2 separate regions of the Homo sapiens genome follow, and region 1 is linked to region 2. The links are chromatin loops, found by intact Hi-C in ENCODE. Cell type or tissue: psoas muscle. All regions are shown on one strand. Links, peaks and the distances in the headings refer to the core of each region. The heading gives the core; the rest is flanking DNA.

Region 1 (10,261 bases), core at 4,136-6,635, 240 kb before region 2:
ATTGGCAGTTTGAGGAAACAGGAGAAGGTATGAAAAACATCTTCTTAGAAATTATTCTGGACTGTGTTACTCAAAGTGTAGTTCAAGCTCCTGTGCTATCTGCAAATTGTGACTAGTCCACAATAAACAAAATAGTACAGAAACCGAGAAGCAGCATGCTTGGTGTGATCAGTGGGTTTGTACAGCCTACTTTCCATGAATATATACAATTTTTATCCTTCTATTCCTTCTTTTCCTATGTTATGATTATGCTGAACATACTTAACTGAATTGTGATTTAATGTCTGTTAAACCCAATAAAAATTTGGTCTTATATATTTTTTAAATTTTTAATTATTATTTCAATAGGTTTTTGGGGGAATGGGTGGTGTTTGGTTACATGGATAAGTTTTTTAGTGGTGATTTCTGAGATTTTGGTTCACTCATTATCTGAGCAGTGTGCATGGTACCCAATATGCAGTCTTTTATCCCTCACTTCTCTCCCACCCTTTCCCCTGAGTCCCCAAAGTCCATTGTTATCATTCTTATTCCTTTGCATCCTCATAGCTCAGCTCCCACTTATGAGTGAGGACATACTCCATTCCTGAGTTACTTCATAGAATAATGGTCTCCAGTTTCTTCCAGTTTGCTTCAAATGCTATTATTTCATTCCTTTTTATGGCTGAGTAGTATTCCACAGTATATACATACACCATATTTTCTTTATCCACCCCTTGATTGATGGGCATTTGGGCTGGTTCCGTATTTTTGCAATTGCGAATTGTGCTGCTGTAAACATGTGTGCTGTAAACATGTATATCCTTGTTATATAACGACTTATTTTCCTCTGGGTAGATAGCCAGGAGTAGGATTATATTTTTACTTTTTTTTTTCATTTTTTTCTTAACAATCCACTTTATTGTATTTTATTGATCACAACAAGGTGGGTGGAGAGGAAACTGGTACTTTACCACAGATAGAATGTGAAGCACTAGTCCAGGAGAGTGGGACAGTAACTGAAGTGGGAAAATGTTTTGTGATTGCCAAGCAGCATTATGGGCTGATATGAGGTTTGCAGCCATTTGTTTAACACCAGGCAGCATGGTATGTGTAATTTTCTCCAGATACATTAAGCTGCATAGATACTGGGCAGACTAGATAAAGAGTAAGATTCACTTCAGCTATCACTTTGCCAAGTGTGTATGATGAAGCAAGGGAAGGGCAAGGAAACAGTATGCAAAGGAGTGATGAGAATGACTGACCATGGAACTCAGGGGAGAGAGAGGACATCAGAGGCTTTATAAAAGCCAGAAAAGGTGACAGGATCAATGGGTCCTAGGTCTCAGAAGGGTTGAAGGATTGCTGAAATAAGAAATGAGCTAGAAAGATAGAAGGTATTAGTCAAAGAGTAATATGCACACAATTGTGAATATGAAGGAGTTGTAGCAATAAGGTGGGATCCTTAGAGAGGAAAAAGTTCAAGGAACTGACAGCTAGTGTGTTACAAAAGAAAAATCTCTCTATGGATATCAGAATCGTAAAAAATTAAAACTGGAGTAGTCTTGGAGATAATAATGGCCCAGGGGATAGAATCAACAAAAAACGACGAGGAAGGTTAGAAGATGACTACAGGCCGGGCACGGTGGCCCACGCCTATAATCCCAGCACTTTGGGAGGCTGAGGCGGGTGGATCACCTGAGGTCAGGAGTTCGAGACCAGCCTGGCCAACATTGTGAAACCACATCTCTACTAAAAATACAAAAAATTAGCTGGGCATGGTGACAGATGCCTGTAATCCCAGCTACTCGGGAGGCTGAGGCAGGAGAATCACTTGAACTCAGGAGGCGGAGGTTGCAGTGAGCCGAGATGGCACCATTGCACTCCAGCTTGAGAAACAAGAGAGAGACTCCATCTCAAAAAAAAAGAAGATAACTATAATGTGAGACTCAAAGTTTGGACATTTTAGGGAAAACAGGGGAGAATAGACAGCAGCCATGAAAGAGGAAGACAGCTATCACAGACATTATGGTATGAGGAAAAACGGCCATCCACTGACAAAACTTAATGGAAGATAGTGTCTTCAGGGAAGATCTCAGTTCTTGTAAGACTAAGAAGTTAAGGGACCCCTTCAGAGAAAAGGTGGAAGAAACAGCTGGTTTTGCTGATGATGAACCTGGAATTGCAGTGGACACAGTGAAAGGGTTTCAAGAGGTGGAGAAGGACAAGTGGAAGACAGTGTCAGAAAAGAGAATACACAGAGCCATAGGGAGAGTACATACAGCGTGGTGGATGAGGGTTACCCAGGTGTTTAGGGTTACTCATGATGACTGGTATAAAAAGGGATAAAGGACATAAGATGTTGTTTTAGAAAATTATTTATCATGGACAGTTATATTATGAGACAAAAGGTGGCCCAAGCGCAGGTAACTCAATTGACTAATTTGCACCTTGGTTCTGGAAAAGGCATGCTTCCTGACTTTCTGCTATCTATACTTAAAGCTATTTCATCTCTTACAGTACTAAATTGAATAAAATGTAGGTAAGGGCAAAAAGATGGCAAATGATTTGTTTATATTACTCCTTACTAATAGCTCTGAGAAAAGACTGCTGACAGTACATTTGGTTAAAATGAAGATTTTGAATAGTTTGGATAATTAGAAATGTTCTATACTAATATTCACTTTACCAATTTTTATTATCTACTTAATATAAACACAGCAACATACACAACTTGTTCTAGAAAAGTCTGGCCTTTATTCAGTTATTTTAATAAAATTAAATTTAAGAATATTAAAATGCTGGAAAAGGGTTACAGGTAGGGAGATGATAACAAAAGTAAAAGATATTTTCAATGGCAAGAGAAAAAGAATGAGCAAGTTCTTCATGGAGGCATATTAACAAGCCTCTTGGAAGTAGCAATGCCGGCCGGGCGCGGTGGCTCATGCCTGTAATCCCAGCACTTTGGGAGGCCGAGGCGGGTGGATCATGAGGTCAGGAGATCGAGACCATCCTGGCTAACAAGGTGAAACCCCGTCTCTACTAAAAATACAAAAAATTAGCCGGGCGCGGTGGCGGGCGCCTGTAGTCCCAGCTACTCGGGAGGCTGAGGCAGGAGAATGGCGTGAACCCGGGAAGCGGAGCTTGCAGTGAGCCGAGATTGTGCCACTGCAGTCCACAGTCCGGCCTGGGTGACAGAGCGAGACTCCGTCTCAAAAAAAAAAAAAAAAAAAAAAAAAAAAGAAAGTAGCAATGCCTATTAAAATACAAGAAGAAACTGGAATTGTTTTATTGGTAGTATTGTTACCACATTAAAAAATGCTGAGAAAGAGAAGGGATAGGTAAGAGAAGGAACAGGGAAGGAAGGAGGAGCAAGAGAAGAGAAAGGGGAGGTAGGGATCCACAGAGGAGAATTAAGAAATGTGTTTCCTGTTGCTTCTTTTGAACTCACCTTTCTGGAAGGTGACTTACTGAATGGATATTCTACCTACATCTTTCTAGTTATTTATATAGTTTTGGCAATTAATCTTTCTCCTTCATTGAATCATATCTTCTCCTTCCCTTTCATTATTCCTCTTCTTTGTCAATATTATATTCACTTATTTTTTTATATGGTGGAAATTGGGAATTATGATGATTTTACAGAGTAGTTTTATCATACCAGATCAGAATATCAATTACCTGATTAATCACCAATAAGCAAATAAATGAGATAGCTGTGGAAGGATTTGTAAACTGTAACAGTTTGAGGAATAAAATAGTAATAGCATGTGATAAGTTTAAGAGTTTTTTAATTTAGAAGAACAGAAAGTACACCTAGAACTAGATGCCTGTCCTGGTTACATTCTGTCTACCTCGCCAGATCTATTCTACTCTCTGCCCTTCTTGACCTTGTTACATGTTTCAGGAAGCTGACCTCTACAGAATACATCAAAAAGCAATCTTTTTCTGCCTTCGAGTTAGATTTGGCCAGTAGGTGACACTGGCAAGAAATCAGAAGGCAGAAGAAAAGAGTTGGAGTGTTTATTCTGTCTTACTTCCTCCCTGCTGGCCATTTTTGTTTGGTATAGAGACTGTGTTCTTTTGTGCATAACCACAGCAACTGTCAAGCAGCATTCTCATGCAGCTACAGTTCTCTAGGTTCCAGAAACATCACTTTCTTCCCTTGCCTTGGAAGCCCAGGGTGATAACTGCTTTCTGCGACTGCTAGCTCGTGGGTGCTTCCTCATCCTTAGTTAGGTCCTTTATGCTGCCCACACATCTGCAAATAGTCCCTCCAATAAACCTCTTTCAATTAATCCAATTAATGACATTTGTTTTTGCTAGGAAGTACTGATGTAATTCCCAATGGCCCCTCGAGATCATTTGCAGGGCCAGGCCTATATAATCCAACCCCTTCCCATTCCAAACTCCTCAGTTTAACTCAGTATCTCTTCCATTGTTTCTTAGTGAAAATCCAGCCCTATCTTGTGAAACCCACTCCTTCATGAAGATAACATATCTTTATGACATTAGCAGCCTTTTAGACTTACCTATATCTTCATCAAGCCTTTATTTTTATAATCCAACTTTTCAAAATGCAAACAAAAACTAGGTAATTTCAGGAATTTACTCAGAAAAGGAAACTAACTTTCCTGAATAATATCCATCTCACCTCCTTCTCCTTGTTGAGCAATACCAACTGGCTGTCTGTGAGGATGCAATACTTCCGCTCCCACGTTGTTGTCTCGGTGTAGGGTGACTGACCACAAGACAGACGGTGGGTGGGTGGTCCTTTCACATCTGCATGAGAAAAGGGAAAAACAAAAGTGACAAATCATTATCTTGCTTAGTAAACCAGTATTTCAAATGTAAAATTCTTCCAAATCAAATAAAGAGGTGAGCCTAAACACGAATCTCAATGGTAAATTTAAAGCTTCCTCTTAAGAAAATGAAAACTATTATATACAGAATAAGGAAAAAATAGCCCTATGACCTTCAGAGAAGAGGGCTGAAACACTCTGGGAAGAACTGTTAGTGCAAACTTTACATAGTAATTACCACTGTATATAAACTATAATAATGAGAGGTTGCTTCAGAGCTTAACCAGTATCGTTTAAAATACAGAAGCAGAGTGACTCAGACACCTTCCCTAGTCTTTAGGAGAAAGATGATGTTACATGTACACTTTGAGAACACTGTTAACCCAGAACTCTGAGAGTAAATGTATCAGCAGACTAGGCCTTCCAAATGGCTTTACACTCACAGGAATTGACAATGTTTAAACAACAGCATCGTATTACCACTAGAGGCCAGCAAGATCTTAAAAACATGGAAAATAATTTTCTTAAGAAAATATCTAAATATATTACCATGATGTTTCTTAAAGGTGGAGGTACCCGATATTAAAGCAAAATGTCTCAGCAATTCCCAACTGTCTCATTTCCTTATAAAATACCAAGTGGTTACTAACATCTCTGTCATTTTCAATTTTTTTGATATAAAATGTTTACTCATTTGGGCTGCTGGAACTGGGCACATATTTTAATTTATAAGTACACATTAGCTCCATTAAGTAAAGCTTTTATGACAGTTCGATATATATTAAAAGTTCTTCAGGCATGAGGAACTAATTCTTCTCAGGAATATACTATAGAGACTACTTAACATGCATTATCATTACTTAGTTATTATGCTAAAGTAAAAACTCAAATTGAAAAGATTAGAAAACCAATACCCATGAGGGCAGGGGAGTTGTAAATCATAAAAAAGTACATTATATCTATTATATGAGTATTTTTCATTATCACTGCTTTCTGTAAAATTTTTGTCTTTTGTCACAGGATGATAGGTATATTACTGGCACTGGCTTGACTTCAAGGAAAGGCAAATAATTTCCTAGGTGTCTTACATTATAATTAACCAAATATGCATAATTATAGCTGGAGTTCTGTAGAACGTTAGCAACAAGTCAGTTGCTATATGTCTCTCTTCATAGAACTACGTAGGTCTCTGTTTATAAATCCCTTTATGTGTTCAATATTGTCTTCATTGTTTCTTCTGGTTTAACTTCCTGTCCTCTCTAAGGCTATCTAAACTGCGCTGCATGTTTGGGGGTTTATCAACTCCCCCCAAAGATAATTCAAGGTCCAAGAACCAACAGTGTTATTAGGGCTTGGTTAGACATGTTACTAATTCTTAGAAGTTCACTGTTTTGTCTTTTCTTCCCTTATTTTCTGTTTGTATCTCCTCCGCACTATGCACAGCATTACATGCTACATCTGTAGCATCTCCAATCTACACCAACCCTCTCTCCCCTACCCTCAACCCTCCCCTTGTAGTCTAAGCATCTTAAATTATTTTATGTTAGAACTGCATCTTTAGTTCTTCCAAAGTTTTCTTCTGACTTCAAAATCTCAAAATTATCACAAAAAAGCTCTAATGAAACTGACTCTTAATCCTTTTGTACATATATAGGATATTCTTGCCTACATTTAAAAGCCATGTCAAAACCAATTTTCTTCACATGATTTGGACAAAAATATGGGTTACAATTTTACCACACGTAGGCCTATTTTTAGAGTCAAATACCAAGACGACTTCAACAGAAAAAGATGCATCTACTTTATGTAGAAATATGAATAGTTTTGTGGTCTAAACAATTAGAAACTTTGACAAAATTAGACAATTTATGGTCATTCAAATAACTAGCTTTATTATATAAGTTAGCCATGGGTGACCTAAACTGCGTACTGTAAGCTTTACTGTAAATTAACTTTAGCAAGAAAACACTGATAAACCCTGTCCATAAAAATTTTAATACAGGATATTGATTAATAGCACAACCCAGGTTTCCTGACAAAATATAAATCTGTATCAACACTGAATTTAAGAAAATCTAAATTCTCTTTTCTGTGAGATCCTAATAAATTCTCTTAAAGCCTCACTGTCTAATATTCTCCCTTTGTCCAACCTAATCCTTTTCCTAATTTCTTCATGGTATTGTGAAAACAAGACAATGTCTCAAAAAAACATTCTGGAACCCCGAACCATCCCCCTCTAGTGCTAAAGATAAGAAGAAATAGAGAACAATGAAATAGAGAGCAATGCTTCTATATTAAAAAAAAATTATGTCTGTCTAAACAGAGGGATTTATTAGCCATCCTATAGATTTTACAGCTTCTTTTTCTAATGCCCATTTTTGGTCATTTTATGAGAATGTATACCAAGGGGGGAAAAAAAACAAGAAAAAAAGTGATAGTTTCTGTTCTTTTTAGCACTTCTCTATTATCTAAAAGGCATTTTAAGTAATAAAATTATGTTTTTTAAAATAACCTATATTTAACTTATATAGGTTATGTTATATCATGTTCTCATTTCCAGGGCTAAATGAAGGTTTAAAAGCAAGTAAGCAAGGCCTGTATACTGAGACTATACACGTTACCAGGACAAGCTCAGATTTTTGTCCCATTTCACCTTGCCAATCCTATCTTATTTTTTGCTCTAGTGACTTACTTTTAATTTCTGACTTCCAATTATTTTTAGTATCTAAAATTCACTAGAGAAAAGAATAACTAACTTAGAATCACACAGAAGAATCTTAATAGCAAAACTGAAAACAATTTTGGATTTGCTCTGTCCATTCCTAGGAGGATACTAAGGACAATGAATGCTGGCCTCATTACAAAAATTAAATTTTAGAAACATTAAAAAGAATCAGAGGTAAGTCAATGGATCTCTTTGTAAATACTTCTTTAAAACTGTATTATTCTGTAGACCAGCAATTCTCCACTTTCTTGACTGCAGGACTCCTTTAGGCTTTAAAATTACTGAGGACTTCAGTATATGGGTTATATCAATATGGGTTTATATGGGTTATATCAATATTTACCATGTTAGAAATTAAAACTGAGAAATTTAAAAAATATGAATTCATTTAACAATAACACTCCTACTGCATGTTAACATAGGTAACACATTTTTAATGAAATGTAACTGTTTTCAAAAAAAATTAAAAGAGCGACTCTTTTATATTTTTGCAAATCTCTTTAAAGTCTGGCTGAATAGAAGACAGCAAGGTTTTTATATCTGTTTCTACATTCAATCTATTGCTTTGTGTTCTTCTGGTTGATATACACAAAGAAAATCTGGACTCACAAATATGTAGTTGGAAAAGGAAAGAGTGGTTTAATAATATTTTCAAATAACTATGAATATTCTTCGTTAATACTATACCAAACCTGACAAGCAGTTGCTTTTCAAAAGTTAGTATACAATGTGTAATCTGAAACCAAATCAATGAACTTTTCGTATTCTGTTACATCAAAAACCACTGGTCCACCTTGTCCTTTGAGTGCATCTTTCACCCCATGTATGTGAGTTTATAAACATCATGCACCGATCAGTTAAAAAATATTGGTTCATTCAGATTTGCAGATATTCCAAATATTGACACCTTTCATTATATAATATCAAAAAAGTCACATTCATCAATCTTCAGAAAAGTTTTGATCTCATCAGAAAAGACTTCAAGTACTACTGGGAAGCTGCCAAGCTCAAAGTTGCAGATGCAAATTTTCTAACATTCTAATTTTTGCTTTTAGTCTTAAATTTTATCATTAGCAATAAATACTCTTGGTTGTTTCCCTGAAGTGATAAGTTTATGTCTTCCTTTTTTCAGAAAATGTCTGCCATATAACCAAGACTGAATAACCATAATTAGTCTTATAGTTCTACTATAAAAAATAGTTTTAAACTATCAGATCGGGGGGGTCCTGGAGATCTAGCATTCCACAGACCACATGCTAAAAACCACTGCTTAGAAAACAGAAAGTCAATGAGGTATTCTAAGAAAATATGGCAATACTAGTTTGTAACAAGATGAAGAAAGTGGGGGAAAGACCAGAGGTCTTAACAATGTATGGGAGACTGATGTAATGGCCTGGTTTAGGGATGGTCAGGGTCTGAAACAGATCAGTTATAGTGAAAATGGTAACAAACAGACCATGTGAGCCAGATTTTGAAATAGGAATCAACAGGACAGGTAACTTTCTAGTTGTTTGTGGTGGATGAATAACACAAAAGAGATGAGAGAATAAAAGAGTCACTAATAAAAATACAAATTGATAAAAGTTAATAAAGCAGGTTATGTAACTATAATATATAACAGGAAGTCCAATATAGATGGTTTTCAAAAAAGGAAGAAAGATAACCTAAAAGGGAAGCTTATTTGAAGTATTCAATGCAATCTATTATTTCCAAATAATTTCAAAACAGCATTCAAAATACTAAGTCATTTGGCCTGCCACTAAGTCTAAAAAGCAAACTTTGGGCTCCTTCAAATGCTAATATAAATTCAGTAACTGCAAATGCTAATATAAATTTAGAAACTACTTGGCAAGGAAACAACAACAATAACAATAGATCTCTCATGTGTTAACCCTTCCTTGTAATGGGAGAAAGGAGCATCATAGCATGATATATTACTTGACAAAAATGACAAACTGAATGATATGATAGAGCTGGAAATTTCAGTATAGGAACACACACACAGACACACTCCAACTTTTTTCTTAGAGGATAAGCAACTTATCTCTTCCATACTTAGGAAAAGTGCCTCAAAAATTTTATAGCAGGAGAGTAATTAAAGGGATCTGATAGAAAGCAGAAATAGGGATAAGGGAGAAAGGACAATAAGTCTATGGCCAAAATATGAAGAATGGGTAAGAAAAAATTGCTGTGAGAAATTTTATTTTTGTATCTTACGGCTCCTTAGAAGTTCATCTGAGTTGCTTTTGAATCACATCATTTACTAGTCTCATGTTTTTAAAAATTCTGACATGATATGTTAAATGCAATTGGTAAAATCATGAACCTATTGAGAGGAGAAAGAAGAAACTGGTCAGGCAGGCAGCTAGGGTGGGGCCTCAGTTGAATCCTTTCAAACAAAAGCCTGATTTTTCAGGCTATAGGCACAAATAAGGGAACTTAGACAAGGAAGCTTGCCTAAGACATGCTCACAGCCACACAGATAAGACAGGTTACAGAGATGACTTGCCCAGACATGGCCACAATGGAAAATTCCATCCCCTAACACATGTGCAGTAAGGGGAACAAAGCATTATGGAGTAACTCAAGCTAAGGGCCCACATGTACACTAGCAGGACGGGGTGGAGGTACCAGAAATTCACACCTTATGTAAATGAGACGCCCAGCCCTCATCAGTTTCGTATAAAAGCCTTTGCATTGAACTGTAAAAATGGCAACCCTCTTCTGGGCCCCCTCTCTGCGGCAGACAGCTTTCATT
Region 2 (10,261 bases), core at 3,945-6,444:
TGGCAGTATAGCCCAGGTAATTTGCTTAGCCTAATGGGTGTCAGGGTCAGTTCAAGTAAAAGTGAAGAGAGGCTGGGATGAAGGGTGCAAAGAAATAGTAAAGACAACATGTTTGAGATCCAGAACAGAATAATGGGTTGTGGAGGGAGGTATTGAGGATAGGAGAGTATATGGCTTTGGCATCACAGGTTGGATAGGCAAGACAATTTGGTTGATAAGGCACAAATCCTGAACTAACCTGTAAGGCTTGTCTGGTTTTTGGACAAGTAAAATGGAGGAATTGTAAGGAGAGTTTATAGGCTGTAAAAGGCCGTGCTGTAACAGGCAAGTGATAACAGGCTTTAATCCTTTTAAAGCATGCTGTGGGATGGGATATTGGCATTGAGTGGGGTAAGGGTGATTAGGTTTTAATGGGATGGTAAGAGGTGCATAATTGGACGCCAAGGAGGGAGTAGAGGTGCCCTATACTTGTGGATTAAGGTGGGGAGGTACAAGGGGAGGAGGCGAAGGAGGTGTTGAACTGGGGAAAAGGGTGTAAATGAGGTGAGGCTATAGGCTAGGAATAGTCAGGGAAGCAGATAATTTAGTTAAAATGTCTCAGCCTAATAAGGGAGCTGGGCAGGTGGGGATAACTAAAAAGGAGCGCATAAAAGAATGTTGTCCAAGTTGGCATCAGAGTTGGGGAGTTTTAAGGGGTCTAGAAGCCTGGCCATCAATACCCACAACAGTTATGGAGGCAAAGGAAATAGGCCCTTGAAAAGAAGGTAATGTGGAGTGAGTAGCCTCCATATTGACTAAGAAGGGGTCGGACTTACCCTCCACTGTGAGAGTTCCCGAAGCTCGGCATCTGTGATGGTCTAGGGGGGCTTCCAAGGCAATCGGGCAGCATCAGTCTTCAGCTGCTAAGTCAAGAAGATCTGGGAAGGAATCAGTCAGAGAGCCTTGGGCCAGAGTTCCAGGGGCTCTGGGAGTGGCTGCCGGGTAAGTTGGACAGTCCAATTTCCAGTGGGGTCCCGCACAGATGGGACATGGCATAGGAGGAATCCCAGGCTGCAGGCATTCCTTGGCCCGGTGGCCAGATTTCTGGCACTTGAAGCAAGATCCTGGGGCAGGCAGTCCTGGAGGAATGCCTGGCCGCCGCAGTTTAGGCATTTGGAGTTCTTGTGTGCTGGAGATGTGGCTGGGGTTTGTCTCACGGTGGAGGCAAAGAATTGCAACTCAGAAATACGTTGCTACTTGGCTGCCTCTACTCTATTATTGTACACCTTGAAGGTGAGGTTAATTAGGTCCCGTTGTGGGGTTTGAGGGCCAGAATCTAATTTTTGGAGCTTTTTCTAATGTCGCCAGTGGATTGGGTAATAAAATGCATATTGAGAATAAGACGGCCTTCTGGCCCTTCTGGGTCTAGGGCAGTAAACCGTCTAAGGGTTGTTGCCAAACGGGCCATGAACTGGGTTGAGTTTTTATATTTGATGAAAAAGAGCCTAAACCCTGATTTGGGAGAGGTCGGAAAAAGGAGCATTTACCTTGGCTATGCCTTCAGCTCCAGCCACCTCTTTAAGAGGAAATTGTTGGGCAGGTGGGGGAGGGCTAGTGGAGGAATGTAACTGTAAACTGGACCGGGTGTGAGGAGGGGAGGTGATAAAAGGATTATAGGATCGGGGAGCGGAGGCTGAGGAAGAATTGGGACCTGGCTCAGCCTGGTGAGGAGCAGCCTGGGTAGGAGGGGAGAGGTTAGATGGGTCTGTAGAAAAGGAGCATTCAAAGGACTCAGAGCTTGGGGTGGAGACTGAAGGAACAGACCGCAGAGAAAGAAGAAAGATTTGGGATGAGTCGCATTGGGAGCAGAGACTAAGGAGGGACCAGTGTATGAAACAATGCCTGGATGTCAGGCACATCAGACCCATTTGCCCATTTTTCAACAAAAATCATCCAGGTCTTGTAAAATGGAGAAATCAAAAGTGTCATTTTCTAGCTATTTAGAACCATTATTGAGTTTGTATTGGGGCCAAGCGGTGTTGCAGAAGAAAATAAGACGCTTAGGTTTTAGGTCAGGCGAGAGTTGAAGAGGTTTTAAGTTTTTGAGAACACAGGCTAAGGGAGAAGATGGGGGAATGGAGGGTGGAAGGTTGCCCATAGTAATGGAGGTAAGTTTAAAGAGAAAGGTAGAGACATGGAGAAGGGAGTAGGTGAGCAGCCAAAGCAGGTGTCCCCGCAATTGACTTGCCACCAAAGGAATGTGGGTGAATGACCAAGGCAGGCGTCCCCGCGGTGATCAGACACCAATGGAGTGTGAGTGAATAATCAGGCAGGCGTCCCCGCAGTGATTAAACACCAAGGGAAGACTGTCTTCCCAAGTCCGTGACTGGCGCTGGAGTCTACAGATAAAATGTGTTTCCTTTGTCTCTACTAGAGAGGAAAAAGAACTGGAGTTGGAAGGACTGGGAGATTGAAGGGTAGCGAGAGAGGGAGATTGAAGGGTAGCAAGAGAGGCTGGAGAAGAGAGTGAAAAGACCGCTTACCCAATTTGAAATTCATGAGATGTTCCTTGGGCTGGTTGGTCTGAGGACCCGAGGTTGCAGGTGGATCTCCTCAAGGAGTGAGGGCGAGGACAGGGGAAGGGGACTGGTCTCCCGAAGGAGTCCTCCTGTCCCGGGTTTCAGCACCCAATGTCATGCACGTCCATGTGAGGAGACCACCAAATAGGCTTTGTGTGAGCAACAAGGCTGTTTATTTCACCTGGGTGCAGGCGGGCTAAGTCCGAAAAGAGAGTCAGCAAAGGGTGGTGGGATTATCATTAGTTCTTATAGGTTTTGGGGTAGGCGGTGGAGTTAGGAGCAATGTTTTGCGGGCAGGGGGTGGATCTCACAAAGTACATTCTCAAGGGTGGGGAGAATTACAAAGAACCTTCTTAAGGGTGGGGGAGATCACAAAGTACATTGATCAGTTAGGGTGGGGCAGAAACAAATCACAATGGTGGAATGTCATCAGTTAAGGCTATTTTCACTTCTTTTGTGAATCTTCAGTTGCTTCAGGCCATCTGAATGTATATGTGCAGGTCACAGGGGATATGATGGCTTAGCTTGGGCTCAGAGGCCTGACAATTATCTTGCCCAGGCTGTGAGCTCCTGGCCTCAAGCGATCCACCTCCCTCGGCCTCTCAAAGTGCTGAGATTACAGGTGTGAGCCACTGCACCCAGTTGCTCACTGTTATTTGGCAACCAGAATGTTCACTTTGATGATAACATTAGTATTTCTCCATTATTCCTGGTTTGATTTTATATGTCTAATGATTAACAGTTCACAAAGTGCTTTATTGTCTCATTGGAAACACAAGTTTTTTCAACTTCTCAGCTTCTAGTCATTGTTCTAGTCTTCCTCTTGTGGGAAGGGGGAGAGGACTAAAATGACTTCTCAAATTCCTTGTGAGTGCTATTAAAATAACAGTAAGCTCTGTTGTATATCCAAGGTGAGGACCTTGCTCTTGTACTCCTTTTCCCCAGAGCCTTTAGGCTATAATCTCAGAAGTTCATTCCTACTTCATTTTTGCTCTCCATTTTCCCTTTATTCCATTCCTGATCATGCCTTCCAGGTCATGCTCTATCTGGGAATTCTGTTTCTGTCAAAAAATAGAAGGAATTTAGAACTTAGGGATTATTCTGCCCGATGTGTTCATTTTACAGAGGAGTTCACTGAGACAGAGAGCCAAGAAATGTCAATGTTAAACCCGCAAATAAGTGGGAGAGCTGGGCTTGAACCTGAGACTACTCTTCTGCCAGATGTCTTTTAAAGACATCAGGCTGTCTTTAAAAGTTACCTGTCAAACGAAATATTCTCTCCAACATAATGTGTGCTTCTCTTATATAGCTAGCCTATAAATATTTGGTTACTGTTGCAATAGAGATCTACCCAATTTTATAATATTTCACAGATTATATTGTATATTTTCAATTCTTCCAGAGTGTGCTTATTCGCCTAGTGTGAATGGTCTGTGTTGGTCTTCGAGTCAACAATCATTTATTGAGCATCTACTATGTGCCAAGCATAATACTGGCATTGGGGACATGAGAACCAATGCTCTTCCACTCTCCCCGTGGTGGGTTTTGGTCTGATTTTAACTGGAAGTATTATTTGGATTTGTGTAGGCTCATTCAACATTGGATCATTAGTAACTCTTTGGATTTAGTGTAAATGGTCCTGCAAATGTGAGAAAATTAGTAACAAGAATTGAACTCTAACAAGGTGTTCAAATGCTGACTTTAAAGCCTTCACCTAGGCAGGTGTGGTGGCTCACACTTGTAATCCTAGCACTTTGGAAGGCTGAGGCGGGCAGGGCGCTTGAGGCCAGGAGTTCGAGACCAGCCTGGGCAAAATGATGAAACCCGTCTTTAAAAAAATACAAAAATTAGCCAGATATGGTGGCGCACAACTATAGTACCAGCTACATGGGAGGCTGAGGCGGGAGGATGGTTTGACCCTAAGTGGCGGAGGTTGCAGTGAGCCGAAATAGTGCCACTACACTCCAGCCTGGGTGACAGAGAAGGACACTGTCTCAAAAATAAATACATAAATAAAGCCTTTACCTGTGCATTTAGGATTTTTTGCACTGGCAGAGGACCCAATAACCTTTATCTATGTATCATCTGTCTGTCTGTCTATCTATCTAATCGATAGAGAAGGTCTCACTCTGTCACTCAGGGTGGTGCGATCATAGTTCACCGCAGCCTCCAACTCCTGCACTCAAGCGACCCTCCCGCCTCAGCCTCCTGAGTAGCTGAGACCACAGACACTGGCCACCACCCGCCTTGGCCTCCAAAAGTGCTGGGATTACAGGCGTTAACCACCCAGCCAAGAACCACTATTTAAATGTCGCCAAGTGTGGTTTAAAAAGTTTCCCAATTTTGAGGGGGGCAAGGGTTGAAAAACTATTAGGTACTATGTTCAGCACCGAAGTGACGAGATGATTCGTACCCTGAACCTTAGCATCACACAATATACCCAGGTCACATCTGCACATGTAGCCCCTGAATCTAAAATAAAAGTTGAAACTACAAAAAAAAAAAGTCTCCCAAATTTGTTATAAAAATGCCAAAGAAGGTTAATCTCGGGTAATCGAATTCCGTTTCCTGGTGTTTTCCTTTATTCTTTTTTTCTTCCAGCCGGCTCCACCTCCAGAGAGGCCCAACAGGGAGCTCGCGCGGTCGTTTGGTCTCGGCGGCCGTAGAAGCCGGGCGCACTGGACCGGAGCTGCCCCGCCGGGGTTGGGTCGTGGCTGCCAGGGCGCGTCGCCAGGAGGCCTCGCGGGCCGCCCTTCCGCTCTCCCGGGGCTGGGCGGCGCTGTCCGGCTCTTCCTGCCGCGCTCTGGCCACTCCCCCTCGCCCCTCGCTGGGCTTGGCCTTGGCGGCCGTGCTCTGCAGGCAGTGCCTCCCTCGGGCGTGGGTCTGCAGGTGCAACCCCGACTCCTCCCTGAGCCCCGCAAGGCAGTCCCAGGGTGCTCCCGGCGGGGCTGCCCGACTGACCCTTCCCTTGTTTTGTGTTGCAGGAGAGCCGGACAGGGCAGCGGCCGGCACTACCGCGCTGCGATTTGCGCAGAGCTGAAGAAGCCCCTGACCATTGAAGAGGTGGCCCCCGCCCCGTCGGGCCTCACGAGGTAGGGGGCTGGCTTATCCCCTTCTACCCTCCCCTTCTCCCCGCCACCACACACTCCCCGCAGGCTTCCTTCTTGAATCAAGTTCCCAGTTCTGAAGCGAGGGGGCGACCGAGAGAGTGGAGGGCAACTTCGTCCTGGGATAGCTAGGGGGCTGAAGCCCTTTCCAAGGTCTAAAGTGCTAAAGGAAGATTGTTCCCCCAAAACACGCCTATAGGCCTCTTTCTCAATGCTCAGAGCTGTTGCCTTAGAAACAGAGAATTCTGATTTGCACACGACTTTGTATGTGCAAGTTATTGGTTTAACACAGGTACATGGACCTCATCCTTTGCTTCCTTCCACCTCAGTGCCGGAATCGAATTATTCGGCCTCTGCCTCCCTGAAACCAGCCCGGTAACCTCCGTGTTTCCATGTGAACATACGCCTCTGGTATATTGCAGACATTTGGGATGGGGTTCGTTTAGGGATGTGGGCAGCTGGTCCACTGAAATGTGGACATCATTTTGGCCTTGCCTATTGACCACTCTAGTAACACAGTGTCATCTGGTGTGGAGATGAGAACCTCAGACAGCGTGAAGCAGATAGTGGGCCTCAGTGTTGGAGACCTTCAGGGAGAGGGAGAAAGGCAGCCATAGCCCTGAAGTGTTACCAGCATGGAGCCTGTTAACTAACATGGCTAACACGGATTATTTGAATGAGCACATGATGGCAGCCAATCTACTTCCTGGGATTCACATGCTGAACGACATTCATCCTCAAATCATCCTTAAATCTAGGTGGAGTGGCTGGAGAACACATGTGTGCCCTGTGCATGCCTGTCAATAACTGATGTGTCCTGCATGGAATGTGTCCAGGCTGAGGGCTAGGCTCCTTTGTTCTGTTATTTGTCCTAGACATTGCATTGTAAGGAATTAGCCCATGAGAGCTGTGACTATGTTTGTTTTACTCACTACTAAATCCCTTAAGTCTAAAATGGTTCCTGGCATGTGGCAGAGGCTTAAAAAATTGTTGAATGAATGAATTTTGTAGATAAAAATTTCTTCTCACCAATATGGCCACCTCTGTACAAACAAATCAATATCATCCCTTTGGTGTCTCAGCTTTCATTTCTTCCAGTAATTCCAACCCCTGTTGGGATGTGTTGGTTTATGACAGTGGTTGTCTAGCACAGCGGTCCGCAACCTTTTTGGCACCAGTTCTGTGGAAGACAGTTTTTCCATGGACTGATGGGGGTTGGAGGGGATGGTTTTGGAATGAAACTGTTCCACCGCAGATCCTCAGGCATTAGATTCTCATAAGGAGTGCGCAACCTGGATCCCTTGCCTGTGTAGTTCACAATACGGTTCGCACTTCTGTGAGAATCTGATGCCGCCACTGATCTGACGGGAGGCAGAGCTGGGCGGTATGCTTGCTTTGTCTGCTCACCTCTTGCTGTGCAGCTGGATTCCTGACAGCATACCGGTCTGTGGCCCCGGGGTTGGGAACCCCTGGTCTTGAGGCTTGTTAAAACAGAACGCTAGGCTTTGTCTTCAGAGCTTCTGATTCAGTAGGTCTGGGATGGGGCTTGATAATTTGAATTTCTTTTCTTTTTTTTTTTTTTTTTTGAGATAGGGTCTCACTCTGTCACTCAGGCTGGAGTGCAGTGGCATGATCATGGCTCACTGCAACCTTGACCTCCCAGGCTCAAGCAGTTCTCCCACCCCAGTCTCCCAAGTAGCTGAGACCACAGGCACATGCCACCATTCCTGGCTAATTTTTTAATTTTTATTTTTGTAGAGATGGTTGCCCAGGCTAGTCTCGAACTCCTGGGCTCAAGTGATTCTCCTGCTTTGGCCTCCTGAAGTGCTGGGATTACAGGCATGAGCCATTGTGCCTGGCCTGTGCCAGGTGATACTGATGCTGGTGGTCTGGGGCCACATTTTGAGAACCGTGGGCTTACAAGGCCTAGAGAAACTACTGGCTACACTGCTGTAGGTCTGCCTCAGCTATGGCACTATCACAAAACATAGAGGCTGGGGATCTGGGACTAGGGTAAAGGATTCCAGATTCCCCAAAGAGCTGATCATTTTACCCTTCTGTTTAAAACTCATTAATGACTTCCCATTGTTCCTAGTATGAAAATTAAGATCTTCAGTAAGGAGGCCGGATGCAGTGGCTCACGCCTGTAATCCCAGCACTTTGGGAGGCTGAGGCAGGCGGATCACGAGGTCAGGAGTTCAAGACCAGCCTGGCTAATATGGTGAAACCCTGTCTCTACTAAAAATACAAAAAAAATTAGCTGGGTGTGGTGGTGCATGCCTGTAATCCCAGCTATTTGGGAGGCTGAGGCAGGAGAATTGCTTGAACCGGGGAGGCAGAGGTTGCAGTGAGCTGAGATCATGCCACTGCACTCCACCCTGGGCAACAGTGTGAGAGTCCGTCTTAAAAAAAAAAAAATCCTCAGTAAGGCTTCAAACTCTCTTGTGTCCCCACTGTAGTGTCTTTGTACACGCCATTGCTTTTGTCTGTGCCAAGGCTTTTGCCTCCTATTTTGAATAGTTAACTCTCAGTTGTTAGTTCAAAGTGTTGCTTACTTAGGAATGCTTTTCCTGACTTCCCTAAGTGGTCAAATCCTTCCATTATGTGCTTTCATAGCACCATATATTTTTTATCATTAATGCTTGGTACTGGAGTTATAACTTAATATATGTATCTTCATTATTATCTGGTTAATATCTGTTTTCCCTCCTATACTTTAGCTTCATGAAGGCAGAGGCCTTGCCCATGAGTGTGTGCCAGCTGTTACTTTAGTACCTGGCATGTTGTTGTCATTCAGTAACTATTTTGGTATGATTGAATAAACATTGTCTCCGTGGATGTGTACTGTTCTGCTTTGCTGCTCTATTTCTTTTGTAGGTCAGAGTTGATGTCCATTTCTGTGGAGTTAACTTTGGTGATATTTTGATCTGCCGTGATCAATATCAGGAAAGGCCCCATCTTCCCTTCACACCTGGTGAGTATAGGGAGACCAAGTGACTGCTTCAGGAAAAAAAGATACAGGGAGTTTTCAGAATCATGCCCCTGGGCTCAGGCAGTGCTCTGTTGGTGTCTGCCTGCCATCGGTGATGTTTCAGTTATATGTGTCCATCTCACTGTGTATTGGGATCACTGGATTGTGAGCCCCATGAGGGCAAAGTCTATGCCTGTCTTGATCAACATTATATCCCCCAGCTTAGCATTGTACGTGGCTCTTAGTAGGTGCTCAATAAATACTCTAAAAATGAAGAAATGAACAAATGAATTTTCACCAGAATTATCATTGGTCCTAGCCATTCATTCCCTTTCCTTGCTGGATATTGCCCCAGTTTTGTTTCTTCACTGAAGGATCACAGACATCTGTTTGCAGCTAAAACTTTCAGCCTCACAGACACATTCCCAATAAAACCTAATGCCAGGCCGGGCATGGTGGCTCACGCCTGTAATCCTAGCACTTTGTGAGGCTGAGGCGGGCGGATTGCCTGAGCCTAGGAGTTCAAGACCAGCCTGGGCAACAATGGTGAAACCCTGTCTCTACCAAAATACAAAAATTAGCCGGACGTGGCGGTGTGCGCCTGTAGTCCCAGCTACTCGGGAGGCTGAGGCAGGAAAATTGCTTGAACCTAGAAGGCGGAGGTTGCAGTGAGCCAAGATCATGCCACTGCACTCCAGCCTGGGCAACAGAGTGAGACTCCGTCTCAAAAACAAAACAAACAAACAAACAAACAAAACCTAATGCCAAAGGATCAGAGAGAAGAAGAGTGTGGATTTCTTAGCAGCCCTCTGCCTGATTTTTGTTCCCAGTCTACCCCTAGATCCTGCACATGTGGACAAGTGACTGATTTTTGTTGTTGAAATTTATTTAAAGGGATGTAAGTATAGCTTAGCATGTATATAGTACATGTACATTTTATACAGATATATATCATGAAAGATAGAGTGATTGCAAATAGTTACCGTGTTTTGTTTTCAGGGTGTTTGATTGTATCTCGACAGTTAGAACCATTTCCTTCTGTTTATATTTGCTGAAATACTGGTTGGGGGGAAGATGTCATACACAATTGAGTTATTCCCCTGGCAGCTCAAGTAGGAAACATCATCATTAATTCAGAAATTTCAGAGGTGAAAAAGGAAAGGGCAGACAGCACCAGTTCATCCAGTTGAGCCAAGTACTGTCTGAATAAACACAGTTCATGTCCTTGAGGGCCCTACAGGCCAGCAGAAGAGACTTGAAAACAGATAAATAAATAGGATGAACATTGTCACTGGGGTGCTATAGGAGGTCCCAGTGATTAGGGTCAAAAGTACCTGTGTACCTGTGATTCTCTGTGCTTTTGCACATTCTTGAAATTTTCATTTGTGTCATGGTAAGATTGAGACTGCTATAGCTTCCCAGGTTGTGATGGTGAAATCTTATGTTTACTTTCCTGTGCTTTGAGTATAACACCTTACCTCTCTACCTGCATATGGAGAGGAGGAGGGGCACCTAAATCCTCAGCTCCGAAAGCTGTTGGAATAGCCTGTCGATCAGTGTTTTCTCATCTCCATGGTGTTGTGTTTTACAGATAACCTAATCTTTAAACAATATGTTTTTAGGAA

Evidence for each region. Peaks named below come from ENCODE experiments on the same cell type or tissue, not always from the same donor. Only the 100,000 strongest peaks of a DNase experiment are listed, where the experiment ranks them.
Region 1: a loop joins it to region 2, with 4 times the contacts of the local background. A loop is called at or near these places in 70 of 110 quality-filtered maps.

The regions. Positions count from the first base shown.
Region 1 is chr1:178,278,061-178,288,321 of GRCh38, reverse strand. It overlaps RASAL2 (RAS protein activator like 2), which reads right to left. Exons shown (of 18, transcript NM_170692.4): 2 at 4,631-4,758. Among named protein-coding and RNA genes, the nearest start is that of RASAL2, 190 kb to the right of the region's middle. RefSeq lists an enhancer at 3,569-4,376. In psoas muscle, for the core only: a CTCF peak has its summit at 5,272 (motif pointing right); no DNase peak of the experiment used is centred there.
Region 2 is chr1:178,033,083-178,043,343 of GRCh38, reverse strand. It overlaps CRYZL2P-SEC16B (CRYZL2P-SEC16B readthrough), which reads left to right and starts at 5,368. Exons shown (of 32, transcript NM_001356506.2): 1 at 5,368-5,447; 2 at 5,543-5,650; 3 at 8,543-8,639; 4 at 10,259-10,261. It also overlaps the pseudogene CRYZL2P. In psoas muscle, for the core only: no CTCF peak of the experiment used is centred there; a DNase peak (open chromatin) is centred at 5,313; H3K4me3 peaks cover 1,708 bases; H3K27ac peaks cover 1,797 bases.